Linked DNA regions of Homo sapiens: regions 1 and 2 are each linked to region 3. A link is a contact called in ENCODE Hi-C or POLR2A ChIA-PET data. All regions are on one chromosome and are shown on one strand. Each heading gives the region's core, a stretch centred on a gene start or an enhancer-like site at or near the end of the contact. The rest is flanking DNA. Distances are from core to core; before and after follow the strand shown.

What was found. A loop is a pair of places that touch in the nucleus more often than their neighbours do. ChIA-PET counts read pairs that join two places held with the same protein, here RNA polymerase II (POLR2A). Pooled maps may share reads with other maps.
Region 1: a loop to region 3 is called in a pooled map, with 9 times the contacts of the local background. The contact joins the promoter of LMO2 here to the promoter of PDHX in region 3. A Hi-C loop is called at or near these places in 2 of 37 single-sample maps with no recorded cell type and 9 of 50 pooled maps.
Region 2: a pooled map shows a loop between it and region 3 (4-fold over the local background). The contact joins the promoter of LDLRAD3 here to the promoter of PDHX in region 3. A Hi-C loop is called at or near these places in 1 of 168 maps with a recorded cell type or tissue (mesothelial cell of epicardium) and 5 of 50 pooled maps. POLR2A ChIA-PET finds 5 or more read pairs at or near these places in 1 of 52 experiments (Panc1).

Annotation. Positions count from the first base shown.
Region 1 is chr11:33,890,631-33,894,565 of GRCh38, forward strand. It overlaps LMO2 (LIM domain only 2), which reads right to left and starts at 1,446. Exons shown (of 6, transcript NM_005574.4): 1 at 1,165-1,446. LOC105376621 (a long non-coding RNA gene) reads left to right here and starts at 3,316. Exons shown (of 3, transcript XR_931176.3): 1 at 3,316-3,405. RefSeq lists enhancers at 902-1,011, 3,389-3,558.
Region 2 is chr11:35,942,582-35,946,704 of GRCh38, forward strand. LDLRAD3 (low density lipoprotein receptor class A domain containing 3) reads left to right here and starts at 1,481. Exons shown (of 6, transcript NM_174902.4): 1 at 1,481-1,563. The coding sequence starts at 1,518. RefSeq lists a silencer at 1,392-1,831.
Region 3 is chr11:34,913,699-34,917,939 of GRCh38, forward strand. It overlaps PDHX (pyruvate dehydrogenase complex component X), which reads left to right and starts at 2,920. Exons shown (of 11, transcript NM_003477.3): 1 at 2,920-3,117. The coding sequence starts at 2,958. It overlaps APIP (APAF1 interacting protein), which reads right to left and starts at 2,681. Exons shown (of 7, transcript NM_015957.4): 1 at 2,530-2,681. The coding sequence starts at 2,586. RefSeq lists silencers at 2,342-2,681, 2,702-2,751 and an enhancer at 2,922-3,221.

The DNA.
Region 1 (3,935 bases), core at 196-2,695, 1.0 Mb before region 3:
CGTTAGCCAATGTGCCCGGCCTGTAAGTTTTTTAAAAACCTAGAGGTGAGTAATTATAATAAGTGATATTATTATTATTATTACTCTTAACAACAATGACAATGATGACTGATGAGGGCTAAGTACCAGCTACTATCCAAGCACTTCCATGATTTATTTCTATTATTTCTCACAATGACCCTATGGGTACCCCTATATTACAAATGAGAAAACTGAGGCTGCCATCTTTCTAAGGTCTAAAGTGATTTTCTGGGAGCACAAACAAGAGCTTAATTAATTTTAACAGATAAAGACAGAAAAGGCTTCACAGAAGATTCACCTTTTCAGGGCAACCTAAAGAAGTATGGGTTGGTTTTCTTTAAGCTGAAACATTACGGCAAGAACCTGGAGTAATATCTGCTTCAAAGGGGAGTTATGCAAAGTCAACAAGAGAAGACGTGTAAAACCCAAGCACAGTACCTGGCACAAAGTAGATGCTCCCAAATCTTTGTTCCCCTTCATTGATCCTCTGTGATGGAAGGAACTTGTAGCCACTTTCCTCATCCGCCTTGGTTTTTCAAAAACACCCTTTGAAGTTATAACCTCCTTGGGAGCCAAGGCTTCTCTGAAGCACCCCATTACAATCTTTGCCCTCAACTCAGAACTGGAATGTGTTTGAAAATGCTAACAAGGGCAGCAGCCCCACCTCTTCGTCATTGCCTAAGGTTGTTAGGCAAACACACACACACACACACACACACACACACACACACACACACATGCACACACACTCACACAGTTGCTGGGGAGATCATGGTAAACACAAGCCTCTCTTTTGGATCAGAATAATTGAGTGGTCTCCCTTTGTGGCCAGTGTACAGGAACAAATTAGATGGGTAAATTAGCAGTTCCCGAAGACATTAGCAACCAGCGGCTCACACAGCAAGCGCCTGACTCACCGTGGGGCCTCTCCAAGTCACAGCCTATGAATAGATGCTCTTCCTCCCTCCGAAAGAGAAGCCAGAGTGCCCGGAACACCACAGGGGAAGCTTGAAGACTTGTACCCCTTTGGAGTCTTTTTATTTTAAAAGACCAATTTAATCACCACTTCTTCTGGCTCCTTGAAGATGAAAAAAGTTCCCTTGCAATCGTCCATTCATCAGAGAATTAATGAAGCCTACTCACCAGCAGATGATGTAATCCTGGTGGCTTCCCCCATCAGATCTAGGCTGCCTGCCCCACGGATACCTTCTGGGCTAATTGCCTGCTTTGCACCTGTTCCTTCTCGGGAGGCCCTGGCACCCTAGCACCTGGTGCCTGTGCCATCTCCCCTCTCTGCCAGGACACCCAGAGGCCCTTGTGAATAGCAAAGCCCACTTAACGGCTGAGGGCAGGTGGGGGTATTTCCTTCTCAATTCTGCTCAAGGCCCGTTGCTGTTCTTTGAGGATGTTGCAAATCCAGGGTTTGGAGGGCTGGGCCTCTTGGTGGCCTGGTTGTCTATCTGATAGGGCGGAGCCTTCACCCTTGCAGCGAGCTCTCTCACACCAGATGTGCTCTGCGTGGAATCCTAGGCCATCAGGGGATTCCTTAGCAAGCCCTGCAGGACCCAAATCCTAACTCAGACCCTCATCCTCCTACTCAGAATGTGGAGACTTGTGATCCTCAGTTTGGACGAATTCCAAGAGACCTTCCAATTCCCAGAGGCCATCTTTGGTTCTGTTCACACATAGCTCCCTCTCCCTCCTAGGCCTTCTCCCTTTGAATTTCTCCCCTACACCATCAGCCTGTATTTACTTCTCCTTCTTGCTTAATGCATGACTATATTATCCCAGTTAAGGGGGTCTGCAGGTTTTATCAGAAAGTTCAGAGGCTCACATGACCTGGATTGGAACTTGGCTCAGCCACTGACTAGCCAGACAAACTCAAATAACGTACACAGCTTCTCAGCACCTCACCCCCTCATTCATAAAAAACAGGGACAATGGTACCCACTTTGCAGGGTTGTTGAGTGGATTAAATTAAACAACACAAGGAAAGAGCTTTCCTAAGTTCCAATGCTATGTAACACACACAGTATTGTCTTACCCAGCAATAATTTCGGTGCACGGATCTGATCATCTCTTAATTAAATATTGAATTCTCCTAACACGGTTCTTTTTTTGAACCCCTCAGGGTCTGAACAGTTATAAGTGCACAGAAGTTGGGTCTTTATGAGCTGAATAAAAGGAGACTCCGGCTGTCTTCTCTTTTGTCCTTACCATAAAGCTCTTGTCAGCTGCTCTCCTGGCCCTGCCTCTGACCCTGGGCTTTGGGGCCACTATAGGCTCTCCTTTCCTTGTCCCCCTCTGAGTCCTGAAGTCCTGGTTTGCAATCTGCTGTTGCAGTTCTCTGGAATGGCTGCTTCCCCATGCGCCCCTGTCTGTCAGCTACCTCCCCCGCATGCATGTCTGTCTGCTGGGCAAGGCCCAATTCCGAGGTGACAGCTCACCGGGCCTCACCCACAAGTCTCTTCCAAGCATTAGCAGCCCACCCCAGTCCAAAGATATCTTTTATAGCTGATCTCTGGTGGCACCTCCTACCTTCCAATTAGGAGCCTGTCAACACCCAGGCCATCACTCTTCCTGCAGTGTCTGACAACACACACGCCTGCCGCGGCTGCGCCGGGAGAGTCAAGCAAAATTGTTTCCATGGTGGTGGTGGTGGCCTGAGCACAAGAGTTGAAATCTAGGTGAATCTGAATCTAGTTCTGCCTTCTCACTTTGCAAGGAGGTGTCTTATTTCTCTTTGAATTGGCAGCACCAAGCATCATGCCTGGCACACAGTAGGTACTCATAAATAAACACGTGTAAATCAAAAAGGCCGAAGATACATTGCTAGCTTGCAGACTCCCTTTCTCAATGTCTAATGATATCCAGTTCATTTCTTTCTCTTACATGTGCAAATCAGAAAGTTAGCTCATAACTCATCTGTTGTGACTTTTTCTTTCCTTTACTTTTGTGGTTGAAAATAAATTTACCCCAGAAAAGAGAGAGAGAAGGTGCCTGATTCCTTTGTCCTCCCTCTTCGATCCTCTCTAAATCCCTGGGTCATGGTAAGACTCTCTGAAATTCAGGGCCATTTTCAGACACTGGAGCCAATGAGGGAAGTATGACACAATCGAACATTTTTCTTATCTGGCAGTGTGGTCTGGTGGTTAGCATACGGGCTCTGCCAGTCGGAAGTCTGCCTTTCTATTTCTGGGGCTTAGGGGAAACCATGAAGCAACAGTCTTAGCAGCCCACTCACTCTTGCTTTCTCTTTCTCAATGTAAAATTGAGTTCACATTGGACCTGCTTACCCACAGCAGTCACCAGCTCAACCAGGGAAGGAAACGCACCACCCTGCTAGCCCTGCTTCAGCCTTGGGTGAGGCTGTGAAGGCTGGTGGTAAGCCGATGAAAGATAATCCAAAGAAATGAAAGTGAGGGTGATGAGTAGGAGAGCGGTTTGGGGCTGAGGGTACGAAGATGCCATGATGACTGACTTAACCACATCAAACTAAACCATGTCTCCTACTACAATTCACCAGCCTGAAATTGTGAGAGGATCTCGGGCGCGGAGATTTCGCTGGCTAAGGGGCACCCTGTGTGCCTACAAGAGGAGGTGGGAGGGAAGTTAACCTTGCGTTGTCCTCCAGGGCGCAAATCCAAAAGTGGGAAAAAGGGGAAGTTCTTTGATCTGAAGTAGAAAAAGTCGGGGAGAGAAGGAGAAACACCCAGAATGGCAACAAATTTGATGAAATCAGAGGGACAAAAAGAAGAGAAGGGTATTAAGATCAGATCTTCTGAAGGGCAGAGAACTATAATGACACAGTTGCTTTATTGCTGGACCCAGGACAGTTTATACAGCAGTTCGGAAAGGCCTCTTGAGGGGTTATCTGTGTCAGCCCAGCCTAGCATCGATAGAAACATGAATCT
Region 2 (4,123 bases), core at 231-2,730, 1.0 Mb after region 3:
TTCTTTGAAGCCCATGGGACGATCTCCATAATATTCATCAATCCCAGGATAAAAGCCCCGAATGCCAAATCATTTAGATAATTGATTTATATTTTCCATGTGTACTATGAACTATGGAACTTAACCTTTCCTCCCTCACATCACATTTTCTCATTACCTTGAACAATCATTGGTATTTTTAAATTTTGACCTGATCCTTTTTAGCCTTTATGTTTCCAGACTACAGCACGCAATTACAGAGTAAAGTAATTGAATCTTAACACCCTTGAGGGTGTCTCCAGGGCATCCCAAAATCTGACGCAGGCATCCCTTTTATAACTGCCCCTGTACCCATACCTTCCCCTTTCTTTCAGCCAGGTGGAGTTTGTGTAAATAAACTCAACCCTTTTGAGGGGTGGATTTTAGGGATGCAGTTCTATTGTTTTGACAAATGTATACAGTTGTGTAACTACCTCTATAATCAAGATTAGAACAGTCCCACTGCCCCCAAAAGTTTTAATTTATTGATCCATTTATCAATTGATGGACACTTGAGTTGTTTCCAGTTTTTGGCAATTATTTGCGTTAGTCTTTTGCTTTTTTTGGGTGGGGGATCAGAGAGAGTGGAGCACAGAAGTGTCATCCCCTTCTTCCACCATCTAAGTCTTTTGGGGCTTTTCACCAGTGCCCTCTGGAAGCAAGTGCATTGGTGCAGCTATATTTTTTGCATTTGGGTATCTGCCTTTCATGACCTTTTCCTTTTTTTAATTTTATTTTTTCCAAATTGGGTCCCAAACGTTCAACAGGTCAAGGTGGACACTATGCAGACAAAATAACTCATGTGGTCCACGCTGTGTGCATGGTAGGTGTCAGCTGCTCTTACCGGTGGCTCCCGGATCATCAGCCTTGGAATCAGCCACCATGTTGTTAAAAATGCAGAATCTCAGGCTCCACGCCAGATCTACTGAACCAGAGTCAGTATTTTAACAAGATCGTCAAGTGTGCCGGATGCATATTAAAGTTTGAGAAGCACTGGTATTCCACACTCGCTACTAAAAATATACTACAATTTTCTCATAAGATTTGACCCTTTATTTTAACTTTTTCTCTCTCGGTAGTAAACTCACTTTGTAGTTTGAGTAAAGAACTCAAGTTTTGGTCTGGGCGCTGCATCTCGCTGGGTGTGGAAGCAAAGGCAGAAATGAGAGGGACAAAAGGAAGCAGAGAACAGAGCCCAGGCTGTTAGAAGATCCTCGCGGCCAGACCTGGGAGGCTGAAAGGCTGAGAGACCGAAAGGCTGAACCCTCCGCCGCGCTCGGCGGCCCCTCGGAGTCAGGACACCCAGGGTAACATGCGGGTGGCCACGCGCAGCCCAGGCGCTTGCAAAACTTAGCGGAGCCGGGCCGGGGCCGGGCCCGGGGAAGGCGGGAGGGAGGAGGGCCAGGCGGGAGGGCGGGGACGGCGCGGCGAGGGGCGGGGTCAGCGCCGAGGCCGCGGGGGCAGCAACGACGCCGGGCAGCGGGAGCGGCGGCCGCGCCATGTGGCTGCTGGGGCCGCTGTGCCTGCTGCTGAGCAGCGCCGCGGGTGAGTCGGGGGGCGGCCGGCGAACTTCCCGCGGGGCGCGGGGCGCGGGGCGCGGGGCGCAGCGGCCGGGTGCGATCGCGTCCTCTCCCGGGCGCGGGCCGCTCTCCGGGCGTGGGTGAGCGCGGAGGGCGGACCCCGGCGCCGGGCTGGCCCGGACCCTGCCGAGGGGCCGCCGCGGGGTGCGAGCCGTCCTATTGTGTGGGCGTGCGCGCCGGGTCGTGTTGTGCTGTGTGCGCGGGCGGGGCTCTGTGTGCAGTCCGGGTCTGGGGAGCCCGGCGGCTGCCCCGATTGGGCGTAGCTCGAGTGTGGCTGTGTGTGTGTTGTGTGTGTTGAGGAACGGAGGCGGGGAAAGGAAAGGAGAGGAGAGGAGAGAACTCTTCCCTGGTCTCATCTTCCCAGACGCCTGGTCGCGCGCGGCTGCGTTAGCCTCCTCTGGGCCTCTTCCCGAGTCTCTGGCGTGCACTCCGTGCCTCAGTTTCCCCACCTGCACCGCGGAGGGAGTAGCAAAGCTGCTTCCTTTCATTCCTCTCTGGGACTGTTTGGTTTGGGTAAAGTGAGTTGAAGCAAGGCCGGATCTGGGAATTCATTTTTCCCCACTGATCCTGGGAACCGAAGCTTTATTTAAGACGTCTGACCACCCTACTTGCCCCGCGATGGGCGCCCTGACCGGCGAGGGGCCCTGGGAGAGGACACGGGGCTTCATCCGGCGGCCCTTTGAACCTGGCATCACCACCGCGTGTGCATCCCGGGGCCTGGACCGCAGCAAGCCTCTTTCCCTTCCAGACAGCGTGCTGTTCCCAGGAACTTTTCTGCTGATGTGGGCATGATCCGAATTCCAGCCTGGGAGCCCTTCCTCCTCTGCCCCTGCCCGCCGCCCACAGCTGTCAGCTGTCCCTCCTGGACTGGGCCCGCCCTTGGCCCCTTGACGTTTATTTCTGGGCATCTGATGCCTAGAATGTGGGTGACAGGGCCCAGTGAACTTTCTTCAGCAGAATCTTGCCTGCCTGGTGTTTGTGCCATCCACATGTCCAATAGCTGCCCTATTTTGCCAAGTGCTTCTAGCAGCTTGGCTGTCGAGGTGTCTTTGGTGGCCTGTGGGTTTGCTAAGTTGAGGCTCACTTCATTCTTAGCTGTGCCTTGGAGTTATGAATGCGTTAAAGGGATATCTCCTCTCTTCCTTGATGTCCCTGGTCCTGGGCATCCTCACAGCCCACTGGGCAGCCTTTCCTGCTCTCAGACCCATGACATCATCTCCACTCCTCTGATACCCCATTTAGATGCTTATGGGTTTGCTGGGCTTCCAGGGAGGGACTAGACCTCCTGGTGACTGCTGTGGATTTTTAACCAGGTCTGGGTGAGAGTGCCCTTAAATTAGTCCACCTGGGGAGAGAGTTCTCACAGGACATTGGGCAGCCAGGAGCAGGTGTGAATTGTTTGGAGGCTGTTAGAGCAGGTCGATTTTCAGGGCGTCTACAGATATGAAGACCTGTTTGGATTCACAAATTCAATCTGTGTAGCTGTGGTGTGTCCCCTCATAGCACCTGAGAAGGACAGTATGGAAGCTGGCTCTTGTGTGTGTCCTGGGAGAGCCACTGTAGCCAAATGGAAACTTATTTATTGCATCTCCCAGTTGGTACTGGGTTGCTTTAGTTGAGTCTCCATCTCTGTAAAAATAGTTGTAAAGTTAATTTTGTCCCTCTCTGGTCAGCAGTGGCTATTTAATGTGTGTGTGTACATCTGAGATAGGGCTAAAATAAATAAAATGGTCATAGCAAGGAGCAGACGGATAGGGGGAGGAATAGTCCAACTGTCCCTGGTGGGTTTTCCATTATCTGTGGGCTTTGAATTACCTTTAGAGTTGCTGCCTTAGAAACATCTAGGCAGGTTGGAGTGTGTGCATCTTTCATGTTACATTAAGCATCATCTTTTTAGCATAGATTTCACTTTGACCCAAGTGTTGCCAGAAACAGGGCTGGTCCTTTTTCCTAATGTCAACTAGATGCTCCTGGGCTCCCAGCCCATAAGAAAAGCCTGTTTGGTTCAGTTTGGGTTTCATAGCCAGACCAGAGACCCTACCCCTCCATCCCATGGCCTATGCTTGGATCCTCTTCTGGGAAGTTGATAAAACAAGAGAGATTGTAAAAGCCAAGACTTTGGATCTCTGTCTCCATCTGATAGTCTGTGAAAGAATCCCAGGGTCAAGGTTGAACCGTAGTTAGAGTCCTGAGTCTTTGTGGGGCTGGAAAGCCACTGACATTCCAAGAGCAGTTTGGAGGCCTTTTTTATTCAGGAACCTTCTCAGACACCTTGCATATTTTTTTCTTCCTTTGTTTTTATTTGTGTTAGGGAAGTGAAGCATTGATTTTCACCGTTACTATTTTTTAATGTATCCTGCGAGAGAGACTAAGCCCAAGTCATGTCATCTGATGTCCAGTTTTCCTGCATGTGGGTGGACTCAGTGGGTTTAAGTGCGTATGGCTTGAGACATTTCTAAAGGCAGCCATGCTGGATGATGGTCCATCTTCTCACCTCCTCCAGGACTGACCTTTGCCTAGACTTC
Region 3 (4,241 bases), core at 1,670-4,169:
TGCTGGCTCTGGTGGCCAGCTTTTATTCCCTTATTTGGCCCCACCCACATCCTGCTGATTGGTCCATTTTACAAAGAGCTGATTGGTGGGTTTACAAACCTTTAGCTAGACACAGAGCGCCGATTGGTGCATTTACAATCCTTTAGCTAGACAGAAAAGTTCTCCAAGTCCCCATCCGACCCAGAAGCCCAGCGGCTTTACCTCTCACTAGCTTTTCTCTTTAGCTTCATCTCAAGTCTCTGGCCCCTACTTTATGTTCCAGAACACCAAACTTAATATGGGAACACACCATGTCTGTAATCAAGGACAACCCTGAGATTGTGTACATGCTACTTCCCCTACTTGGAATATCCTTACTTTCATTGCATGTGGTTATGTCTTCCTGATCCTTTAGGCCTCAGTAGATACTTTCACTGTTTCCTGAGGTATTCTCTAACCCATTCAAGTGTATACTCCTAAACTACCTTGAACTTTCCCATCTAAGTCATATCGTCATATGTCAAACTATGTCATGTTGTCATACCATCTTTGTCTCTTTGCTAATTTGTCTCTTCCACTGTACAGCATGTTCTAGGGGAGAAGGAACCAGATGCAGCTTGCACTTATAAATCCACAATGCCTGGCACATAGTAGGCGCTCACTAAATATTCGTTGAATTAATCACTTACAGTTGAACATTCCCCTTCCTTAAGGCCAAAGAGACTGTCTCTTTCCATTGCCCATGACCCCCTAAAACTACAATGAAATTTTATGACTTCTTAAAACTTTTCTTATTGCTGTTTTTATGTATTTGTACAAAACCAGACAAATACAAATATCTAGAGGGGCTCATGTATTTAACTAGATATGCAAATCCAGTGTGAGTAGTGGAAGCTGTGGTAACCTGGCCAGCACCCTCTGTAAAGGTGGTGTTCACTAGTAACCGCAATCCAGATCCCATGAAAAAATAAGGGCCCAATGTCACCATGTGTTCTGAGGTTTTAAAAGAAGCTGAAATGATTCTGGATTTTGAAATGTTGGCTTGGCAGGGCGTGGTGGCTTACACCTGTAATCCCAGCACTTTGGGCAGCTTAGGGGGGTGGATCACCTGAGATAACGAGTTCGAGACCAGCCTGGCCAACATGGTGAAACCCAGTCTCTACTAAAAATACAAAAATTAACTGGGTGTGGTGACATGCGCCTGTAATCCCAGCTACTTGGGAGGCTGAGGCAGGAAAATCGCTTGAACCAAGGAGGCAGAAGTTGCAGTGAGCTGAGATCACGCCACTGCACTCCAGCCTGGGCAACAAGAGCAAAACGTGTCAAAAAAAAAAAAAAAAAAAAAAAAAGGTTGGCTCAAATTTTTCATGAACATTGAGTGCAGCAAAAAAAAAACATGCCTGTCCACCAAGCTGTCTGTGGGCCATGTTTGGTTTGAGAATCCTAGTTTATTCTCGGGTCCCTTAAGGCTCTCTTTGATGCTCATTCTGATGACATTACACTAAGATTTACTGATTGAGGGTACGGACACTTCTCCATACACACTTGCCCAGGAACGATCTCCAGTTACCTGTCCTGTCTCCAAGATCTTCTCTCTCTCATCCAATCTTGCCTATGCAGCATTCTATTTTCAGAGTCGTCTTTGCTAATTTGGGGAAGTCACTTATTCAAACAAGAAAGTGGTTGACAAATGTTTAGCAATGAAATCTCCCGCGAGTTACTACTTTTTAATTAGGATTTTCAACCCTAAGAAAGATATAGATAGGAGGAATAAGATAGGGGGAATAAGGAAACTAATTTTGAGGGGTTTCCCTGCCTCTTAGGTGGGGTTTATCATATTGTGCTGAAACTGCTTATTCGTCTAGTTCTCCAGACCCTGGGCCATTTATCTTACGTATCCCTATCTCTGAGCGTGTAGAAGGCGCTCCATAAAACTGTTGGTTTGTGTAAATGACCGAAAACTACATGCAGCGTGAGGGTGGATTTCCCTTTGACTTCGGCTTAAGGAAGAATCGTTCCCATGATCATCCCACAATTCATCTAAACGGAGATAGGCAAGGAGCAACTGCTCAAAGGCAAAGCGCTGGCAGCTGAGGCACAGCTCCGGTTCGGCAAACGTCTCCCGAGTGCCAAACGTCCCCCCAAACGCCTAACTGGTCGTCAGGGCGCAGAAAAGAAGCTTGGGGGGCGCGGTCTTCGCCCCAGCTCCACTTCGGTGCTTCACGATTCCTTCTCTGGCCTGCCTTCCTGATAAATACCCGGTGAGGTCACCTAAACGCTCTCCTCTCTCAGTTATTTGCTTCTTTCCAACGTTTGGCGCCCAGCTCCCGCCATCGGAGCGCCCCGCCCGAGACCACTGATCTCCTGGGGCCTCGCAGCCTTGCTTCCGAACGCCAAGGTCGCGGTGCGCCGGGGTAGCGAACGGCCAGGCCCGAAACCCCGCCCCGCAGCTAAACGCCCGGCCCGCTACCCTGCGCCCAGCTCCAGCCGCCGGGTCCCGCCTGGGCCTCTCCTCCTGGGAATACCGGGCACCGGTGGCCCCGCCCCTACCTGCGCGCCGCATCTCCGGGAACAACAGTCTCCCTCCCGAGCATCACAGCCAGACATGGCCCAGACCAGGGACCCGCGCGGCCTCCAATCTCCGCACGGCTTTGCGCGCGGCGCTTAGCCTGGGATACGGCAGCGAGGCCGCAAATGCAATCAGGCGGCGCTGAGGGCAGCCCGGGGGCGGGGCGAACGGGGCGGGGGCCGGGGTCTGGTAAGGCCCCGCCGGCTGAGATATCCAGCGGCGCACCTGACTTCCCGGGAGGCAAGGCCAACGTGGTTGGAGGCGGGGCTGGGTTGGGGGGCGGGGGTTCAAGTCTGAGAGACCTAAAGGCACCGCTAGCGTCTGGGGGCGTGGCCAACCATGCGGGAGGCGGGGCCTTGATGCTGGACATCAGGCTGTGCTGCGGGCAGCCAGTGAGAAGGCCGTCAAGATGGCGGCCTCCTGGAGGCTGGGCTGTGATCCGCGGCTGCTGCGTTATCTTGTGGGCTTCCCCGGCCGCCGAAGCGTAGGGCTGGTGAAGGGGGCTCTTGGGTGGTCTGTAAGCCGCGGAGCTAATTGGAGATGGTTTCACAGCACGCAGTGGCTTCGGGGTGAGTGGCCGGGGCTCGCTCAGCTTCTCTGTGTAGCTGAGTGATGGGCCTGGGACAGGGGCAGTTATGATTGAGGGCCTGCTTTTGGGTGTGAAGGTGCGCGGGCTCCTTATTCCCTTTCCTCTTTCTCCGGTTGGGGTCCGCCGACTTGGCCTAATGCATGCTGTGAAGGGCTTTCTTGGCAGCTGAGAGAACTCGACTCTGCCCTAGGCCCCCTGGTTTGTATGGCTTTGTGACCTTGCCTTGGAATTTGGGTTATTTGTGAGGCGCAGAGAGGGTTCCCAAACTCTCCTCCCTCAGCCCCCTTTCCAATCAAGGCTCAGGTTTCTTTAGGGTTGTCAAACGTCTCGGACGAGAAAAAGCTGCCCAAGGTTGCCGAGATTGAAAAGCCACTGTTGGGAGTTCTTACTTATTCTCTAGGCCTCTCTCTGTTAGGAGGTGTTTTCATTGAGGCCAGTCGAGTTTTACCCCACGCCATGACTCGTGGAAGACTTAAATTTGTAAATTCCTACGGCATCACGATAGACAAAGGTCCAGGAGAATGTTTCAAGCAAATATTCGCTTGAAAGAGCAAACATTTAGGAGATAAATCATACCAAAAATTTATTATAGAAAATTGTTGTTTAGTAATGATATTGATGCAGTTAACACAATTCTTGCAGTATTTAACAGTATGCAAAATGGCAGGCCGGGTATTATTTTTCCTTATTTTGGGAGAAGGTTGGAGGGAGGCGGGGATGGAGAATAGGACTGACGTTTTTTAGTGTGACGTATTACCTGCCAATCATCGTTCCTGGCACTCTACAGAATGAATTTTAATTTAAATAGGTCTAGTAGACGTTGCCTTCATATTCTGAGCTACCTTAGGCTCAGAAAAAAAAAATCACACAAAGTCATATGGTAAGATGAGTGTATTGGGGTTCCTAAAGGTTCCTTAATGGGAACAATTTATTTCATTTTTGGTGTAATGTTTCATAACATATTCCTTGGAGCAGAGGTGCTTTAACAGTGTGTGCAGAATTCCTTCTCTTCCCTCCTCCAAGTTTGTTGAAATTAAACTTTTTTCCAGCTCCTAGAGATTCGGTCTGGTCTGGTGTGGGGCTCAGGAATCTGCATTTTACAAA